3 separate regions of the Mus musculus genome follow, and regions 1 and 3 are each linked to region 2. Evidence: chromatin loops called from intact Hi-C (ENCODE). Cell type or tissue: left cerebral cortex. All regions are shown on one strand. Region 1 overlaps Igsf21 (immunoglobulin superfamily, member 21). Region 2 overlaps Igsf21 (immunoglobulin superfamily, member 21). Region 3 overlaps Igsf21 (immunoglobulin superfamily, member 21).

Evidence for each region. Hi-C counts contacts between places; a loop is a spot of excess contacts. Peaks named below come from ENCODE experiments on the same cell type or tissue, not always from the same donor. Only the 100,000 strongest peaks of a DNase experiment are listed, where the experiment ranks them.
Region 1: it touches region 2 in a loop (2.9-fold over the local background); 5 of 42 quality-filtered maps call a loop at or near these places.
Region 3: a loop joins it to region 2, with 4 times the contacts of the local background. A loop is called at or near these places in 2 of 42 quality-filtered maps.

The regions. Positions count from the first base shown.
Region 1 is chr4:140,037,925-140,040,424 of GRCm38, forward strand. All of the region lies in intron 4 of Igsf21 (immunoglobulin superfamily, member 21), which reads right to left. Among named protein-coding and RNA genes, the nearest start is that of Gm52685, 31 kb to the right of the region's middle. In left cerebral cortex, a CTCF peak has its summit at 1,234; DNase peaks (open chromatin) are centred at 109, 329, 1,078 and 1,545; H3K27ac peaks cover 990 bases.
Region 2 is chr4:140,244,213-140,246,712 of GRCm38, forward strand. It overlaps Igsf21 (immunoglobulin superfamily, member 21), which reads right to left. Exons shown (of 10, transcript NM_198610.2): 1 at 2,090-2,500. The coding sequence starts at 2,159. Among named protein-coding and RNA genes, the nearest start is that of Igsf21, 1.3 kb to the right of the region's middle. In left cerebral cortex, CTCF peaks have their summits at 1 (motif pointing left) and 1,217 (motif pointing right); DNase peaks (open chromatin) are centred at 171, 537, 1,388, 2,149 and 1 more place; H3K4me3 peaks cover 2,500 bases; H3K27ac peaks cover 1,274 bases.
Region 3 is chr4:140,185,480-140,187,979 of GRCm38, forward strand. The region is part of intron 1 of Igsf21 (immunoglobulin superfamily, member 21); the gene reads right to left. Among named protein-coding and RNA genes, the nearest start is that of Gm33542, 32 kb to the right of the region's middle. In left cerebral cortex, no CTCF peak of the experiment used is centred here; a DNase peak (open chromatin) is centred at 1,427; H3K27ac peaks cover 348 bases.

The DNA of each region.
Region 1 (2,500 bases), 210 kb before region 2:
GCCGAGCTGGGTACTTTGGTTGTCCCAACATCTAGTAAGCCAGGGCAGTGAGTTGTAGGCGCTCACTGTCTGGGCTGGAGCCAGCTCCAACCTGTGCAGGCGACTATGACATTTTCAGGAATTTTGTGAACCAGCTGTTAAACTGTTATGAACTTAAACAGGTCCCCGTGGGTGTCTTCACACCGTAATACCAGTAACTGCAGCAGATCGAGGCCTCCCTCTCCCCTCCTCTGCCTTTAGCACCGCCCTCCCCCCTCCCCCAGAATTCTGGAAAGCCCTCTGATCAGCTCATCACAAACTAAGAGTTTTCTCCTTTCTGCTGAGAGTAGTGGGTGTTAGCATTTTTTCTAGGCTCCACCCCACAGTTACTTGGCAACAGCCGGGCGTGCCTGACTCAATATAAAAGGGGCTGCTCACCCTATCCTCTCTTGTTTCTGCTCTATCCTCTCTTCCCTTCTCCCTCTCCCTAGTCTCCTCCTCGCTCTCCCCCCCCCAACTCCACCCCCCATGCCCTGAGTAAACTCTATTTTATTCTATACCATCCTGTGGCTGGTCCCTCAGGGGAAAGGGATGCCCCAGCATGGACCCTCAGAGGCACCCTCCTCCCTGACACCAGACTACACACTCACCAAACATATTTCTTCTCTCATTATCTTTTTATAAAACATAACAACGAGGGGCCACTGAACGTTTTAAGAGAGCGCGAGGACGGGGGTGGGGTGGGGGTGGGGGGTGGCATCATTTTTGAAGAGCCGGAAAGCACAGCATGTGTTTTAGCTGGACAAGACAGCGTCTTAGACTCCACAGGCTAGGAAAGAGCTAGTCATGTTACTTAAGAGTCATCCGGAGCTGAGAGCTTCTCTCCCTGGAACTGGGCTTACTGTGGGTGGCAGCCTCCTTCTCACCCCATCCCCTCCTTCTCTCCTTCCCCACACCCCACTTCAGTCACCATCATCCTTGTGTCTTGGGGACACTGCCACACTGCGAGCCTCTGACCTCTCCTTGGTTAAATGGGAAGCGTGCAATAGACATGGCCGTAGGACAGAACTCAAGCTAGAGAAACCGCGGGGCTTCACGCTGGGAATTCAACCTGAAGATGTTTCCTTTGCTGTGATTTCCCGACCTCTGTAGGAGGCACCATCTTTGAACTCTGCTTGGGGCAGGCAGTCCGTTCTGGCTTCCCTGGCCTTGGGCCTCTGCGCAGCATGGATGGGGAGCAGGTGGGGGCGGTCAAACAACAAACAAAAGATGCTGGAGACCTTGCCTTCCTGCAGGGGGTTTTCACCCCGGTTGAGTTTAATTAAGTTCACTGAGCATTTCCTGACGCCCGCCAGGTGTGGAGCTCAGTGCCAGGGGCCTGCTGTAGGCATCCAGCAAGGAGGGAGATAAACGTGCAGAGAAGCCCGTGTGCTGGTGGGGACCGGCAAGCGCAGGACCGCTGTGTTTTAGAGCCCAGAGAGATGAGGCCAGGTATAAGCTATTGCTTCGTTCAGGCAGCCACACATGCTGGGGGCAAGAAAAGGGAAGCTGAGCGAGCCAGGAGCTTGGGAGAACAATAGACAGAGAATTGTAATTAAGTGGAAGATGGCTCAAAACAGATGGTAAGTCGGGTAGGAACTGGAAGAGCGGAAATGCACACCAGAACACTTCAATTACCCACAAGTTGCAAACTCTGCAGTGTAACTTTTTCAGAACAGCACTGAGAACGAGATCTTAAGGGAAAGATCGGTGGCAGCCCAGTTTCCAGGAGCTGCTGATTCCAGCCTCACCTCTGGCCTGCCAGGTGGGTGTGCTATTCCCATACTCCGGATGGGCAAAAAAGAGGTGTGGGACCGAACCCAGCATATGTAGCCTATATGTAGCATGAGGTAGAGCTGTGATCAGAATAGTGGCAACCTGGTTTGACAAGGTCTCCCTATGTAGACCAGGCTAGCCTTGAATTCTTAATGATCTATTTGTCTCTCCCTCTGTGTGCTGAGATAAAAGGTTTGTGCCACCAATGCCTGGTCTGGAGCCCAGATTGTCACTTTTCCAGGCTCAGCCAACCTTCAAAGGGACTGGTATCTGTCAGTACCTTTCAGCTGCTGAGAGTTCCTGTTCCCTGGTCCCCTGCAGCATCTCCACAGGCCTGGTGATTCAATTTCCTTGGGAACTGCTTCCTAGTTCTGTTGCCCCAGAGGTCGAGGGCCCTCCCTTCAGTCAGAGTTGAGCATAAAACCCTTCCCCCTAAGCTTACTGTATGTGGTTCCCCCACACCTTAAGTGTCCCCCTGAAAGTTACCCATCCTCACCTCTTTCTGCATCCCATCCCTACCTCCACCAGCCTCATCCCTGACACTACCTCTACCTCCACCTTTGTCATCACTTCCCGTTCTCATCCACATCTTCATCTCCAAAATACGCTAAAGTACAACCTCCAGAATGCTGAAGGGCCAGAAAGGGCAGGTGGACCCTTCAACACCCCCCTCCACCCCCATGTTACTGTATTAATTTTCTATTGC
Region 2 (2,500 bases):
GCCCAGCCCGCCGCTCACGCTCGCGAGGACTCTCCCTTTGCTCCCACCTGGCAAGGTGGCACCTAGCCTGGAAAGGGAAACTGGATCCCACCCAGAGGATTTCACACCCCTATAGAGAAGAAGAGCCTTGGAGCCTCGGGGGTCCCTGAGCCCAGCACAAGTTTCGAGTCCGAGATCTGGGCCTGCAGAGCTGAAAGGAGGCGTGTACCCCCACCCACGTGCCCTGGTTCCACGCGTTCACCCTGGCGCCCGGAGCAAGCCCTTCCCGCAGCCTGCAGAAGCTAGCGAGCCGAGTCAAAGCTCCAGGGCGCCGGAATAGCTCTCCGCAGCCAAGCCGCTCAGGCGCCAGCTCGCAGGGTGGGGTCCTGACGCAGTCGGGGTTTCCCACCCGGTTCTTCCCCTCCCCTCCCCCTCTTCGTTACACCGTGTGCATCCCAGGTTGAGAAGAAGGGGAGCTTCCCGTTCGGGCCCCAACCCCCAATCCTGCTCCCTGCAGCGTCCAGGTGAGGGCTCCCGTGCCTTTCTACAACGTCTAGCGTCTTCTCGGTGGCGCTGGAACCCGGAGCCTCCCACTTGGAATCCTTCCCTCTAGAGACATCCATCTCAAAGGGGGAGCTCTTGTCCCCAAAGTTACAGAGAGATTTAATATACTTCAGAAAGTATTGGCACCCAGAGAGGGTAGGAGGGACAAAGTACCTGCCTGACATTCCTTTGGGTCTCCACCAGCTCCTCCCCCACTGCCTACAGGACCACCTCCCAAGGCTCAAATTCTCCCATCAGCGGACCAAGCTCTCTCTTCAAAGACTCAGGCGGTCGGAGGGTGTAGGTTATTTTAGAGGCACGCCCCTTGGAGGACAATTTCAGAGCTCATATAGGTTTTTCTCAGTTTGCGGGACAAGAATTGACCCTCCACCGCGGCCTAAATGGGACAGAGGCCAAGGCTCCATCCGAGACAATGCCTACTTTTTCCACTCTCCCACCTCCCAGGGTGGCCACGCTCTGATTTCAACACCGGTGGTTGGTTGTGACTTGACCTGGAGAAGGAGCTTCCCCCACCCCCTACCCCCACCCCCGCCCCCACCCTCTGGAATCCCCCACCTATGACTCTGTTGGCCCTGCCTCCGCCCTGCTGGGCTGGCATCTGCTCCCTGTTCCCTGCCCGGAAGGCACTGGGGCGTCAAGTTCGACTTCCATATCATTTAAGACCCACCAGAGGGCGGCGCTGGGCAGGGTGCCCCTCCTCCCAGGTAGCCCTAACCATACACTCTAGAACTGCTCCGCACTGCTGGCTCTGGGCAAGCCTTTGAGCTCCAGTTTCCTTCCATCTGGTTCAGCCTAGGCCATGACCAAGCCCATGCGGGACACACACACACACTCACACACAGATGCGAGCCATACTGTTGAAACTCCTCCAGCCCCAGATGTGCTCACAGTTCCCTGCCCAAGTTCCCTCGATCTGCACCTGCTCCCAAACCCAGAGCTTCTAGGACCTCAAGTCCTGTACTTCCACGTGTAGCTGGGTACACTCCTGTCCAGCTCTAACAGAAATACAGTCACCGGCTGTCACACAGCCCTCTAGAGACCAGGCAGCACACCGGGGATCGGCGTGAACCGCCACACCTCAAACACCCTTTCCTTAACAGGCTCCCACATGCCGCGACGCTCACACACTTACCCTCCTGAAGGAGTTCACACCCCCAAACACTCAGACTTTCTCTCTCACCTCTCCATGCAACTGATCTAGACTCTCTGTTACCTCTCTCACACACACACCATCACACAGCCACATCTAAATGTACTCCCGTGCCCTCTCCAAACATAGCTGATTCTCGGACACTCACAGACCCAACAAAGACACACACACACACACACACACACACACACACACACACACACACACACACACACACACCACTGGCACAGACCCACGAGAGCTTTCTCCAAAAGATCTATCCTCTCTTCGCTGCACGGAAGCCCTCCTGGACTGTGCCTACAGCCCGAGACTCCCAGAGCCATCCGGGCCCGCGCCCTTCTCGGTCTTTGCGCGCATCCCCCGGCCCCGGGCTTCCGCGGGCGCCCGCACACTCACCGCGTGCCAGGTCCAGAATCGCGGCGAGCAGCAGGCAGGAAGCGCGGCGGAGGCTTGGAGCAGCTTGCATGGTGTCCAGAAGCTGGCGGCGCTGGCCGAGGCGGCGGCGGCGGCAGCGATCGCAGTGGCGGCGGTGGGTCCCCTCGCCATGGGCTCAGAAGCGCTTGTGACCCGGGCCGCCGGCCGTGGCGGTGACGAGAGGCGAGGAGAGCCGAGGGGAGGTCCCCATGCTACTGTAGCCCGGCCGCCAGGCTACCCGGGGCTGCTCTGGGCTGTACCGGGATGCTCCGGGCTGCACCACCAGGCTACTCTGGGCTGTAATAGGATGCTCCGGGCTGCACCAGACGCACTGGCTGCTCCGGGCTGCACCGGACCTGGCTGGGGCGCGCAGCTGCTCCCGGCTGGTTGGCT
Region 3 (2,500 bases), 59 kb before region 2:
CTGGGACTGTCACACACTGGTTGGATACACAGAATCTGCCAAAGAAGATCCCTATACACTCACCAGAACAGCTCCAGAACCCTGGAGGACACCCTCCATAAACTCGGGGTCCCGCTGTTGAGCTTCGAGGACAGACCTAGAGCTCTCCAGCTGATCTCTGGTTCATGCATTGTCTCCAATGCATGACAGAAGCATCCAGCAGGAACTCAGGGCCCAAGCTCAGCCTTTCCTCCCAGCCGTGAGGTTAGGTGGAGTCCTGGGGGGTCAGAACTGACCGTGGTTCTCAGGTTCTAGTGATAGCCACTCTCTCCAGCCTCCACATCTGGCCAGCCCATGGGTGTCTTGTTGTTTAGGGACGGCTTCCTCTCTGGGCCTCCCTGCCTCCAGCTTTACTCTGCTCTAACTAATTGTACCCTTGGTCCCTGGCTTTAGACACACTTGCCTCACCCCCACCCCTGGGTTAGCCACAAAAATAAAACCCATCTGCCTCACGCAGACATTGTCATTGTCTCTCCTCCTTATGAGTCTCGGCCACACCCTTGGGCCTCAACCCTTGGTACCTTTGGCTCTGATGTTCTGAGCCATGGCTTTTGCCTGAGGGCTCAACACCTGCTGCTCAGCCCTGCAGAGCCGACCTTCCTTCCCTCTCCTCCCCAGTGCAGCTAACTCATCGTCACACTGACTACCATCTCTTCTGGAAAACCTTCATGGCCTCTTTTCTTCCTACACTAGGTCTGGACCCAGCCCCCTGTTGGGTTTTGTGGACCCCTGAACTCACCCCACCACCCCAGGACTGTAGTCTCCAGCTACTAGGTCCCTACTACCCAAGTGTCTCTTGTTCCAGCTTGGTTTCCCGCTCCTGGGGCATCACACTAAAAGCTCTCTGAGAAGTAAGAATTAACAGCAACCCCACTCCACACCATCTCCGGAGTCAGGCGGCAGCTTAGAGAAAGTTGAGAGTAGAGAGGCCAGGTGTGAGAGGCTTGGTCAGAAGGCAGGGGATGGGGAGAGGAGTCCCACACCAGAGAGATACAGGCATCGAAGGCCCGGAGGATGCACACATCCAACAAGCCACAGACGGAGAGTGCTGCTCAGAAGGCTGAGAAAAAGCAGAAAGGGCTCCTTGGCCTAACCTCATTCCAGTTAACCTCCTGCCTCAGCAATCTCCAGCCATCTGTAGGCCCCCACCCTTTAGTCAACTTTTATGACAAATGGTCCCTTTCCTTGCTGACCCCTGGGCTCAGCCCTTGCTGACTTCCTTACTACCCAGTCTTCCTTCCATTTGCCAAGAATATGAATGCCAAGGGCTCTGCTCTCTCTGGGGCATTGCTCTAGGGTCAGAATGCTGTAACGACCAGACGTTTCCCACCCTGGCACCCAGGGCCACGCCTCCCACTCCCAGATGCTCAAGTGAGATTTCTGACAAATGAATGGAGCCAGCTTGCTTTGCGCTGTGTTTTCCCAGAAAGGCTCTTGTGCTGTTTCCTATCAAATTCTCACCAGAGAGAGAGAGAGAGAGAGATTCCTCAGACCAAAATGGAAGTCAGGACTGGGAGTGGGTAGCCAGAGGGCTCTGGCCCACCTCCATCGACAATCTCCTGCATCCCTCTCCTTACTGCAATGTGCTCGCAGCAGGCCTGAGTCTCACAGGGCCTAGGAGCCCAGTGGTGATACCTGAGGAAGCCATTGCTCTCTGTGTGATTTCACAGAAGCCAAGGACCAGGCTCCCAAAGACCCTAGGTCGTGATGGTGACAATGATAGTGACTGTGCTGTGTCAACCATATACCAGGCATGGTTCTCAGGGCCTTGTGGACATATGAGTTTATCAAAGATGCCTAGCAGCTCTAGGCTGCGTCTTCTTCCCATCTTCTGCATGAGAGAACTCAGGCTCAGAGAGAGATGAACTGAGGTGTCTGGGCAGAGACAGATGCAGACATTAGCCTCAGAGCCCTACCCCTATGCACAGGCAGGAAGGATTGGGCCAGGCCAGGCCAGTAGTGTCCTGTGGTAGCTCAATCTGGCCTTGTCTCCGCTGCACAGAGGCAAAGGACAGGCCGCTGGGAGCTGAGCCTGCAAATGGCAGAGCTAGTCCCATCTAGGCTTGCTAGCCCTAAGCAAGAGCTGGGTGTGGCCAATCTTTCCTGCTATCAGAAGTCAGGCAGGAGACAATGCTGCAGTAGACAGGAGCCATTGGCAGGCCTAAGGAAGAAGGGAGGAAGGAAGCGGCCTGCCATGCTCTTAGGACAGGCAAGTGCCACCTGCTTATGTCAGGAAGGTGTAGTAGGGTTATACCTTCCAGGAGGACCTGTCCTTGTCCTGCCCTCCCCCACTTAGCTGCTGGAGCCAGAATCACCTCCTGCCCCTGGAACAGATGCCAGGGTTGCCAACAGATCAGAGCCACAGGGCAGGCCAGAGGGAGCCCCAGACAGATGCCAAGTTCAAAGGGAATCATAGGCAAGCAGTGACAGTCGGGAGCTCTGCACAAAAGGGTCCAGAGTG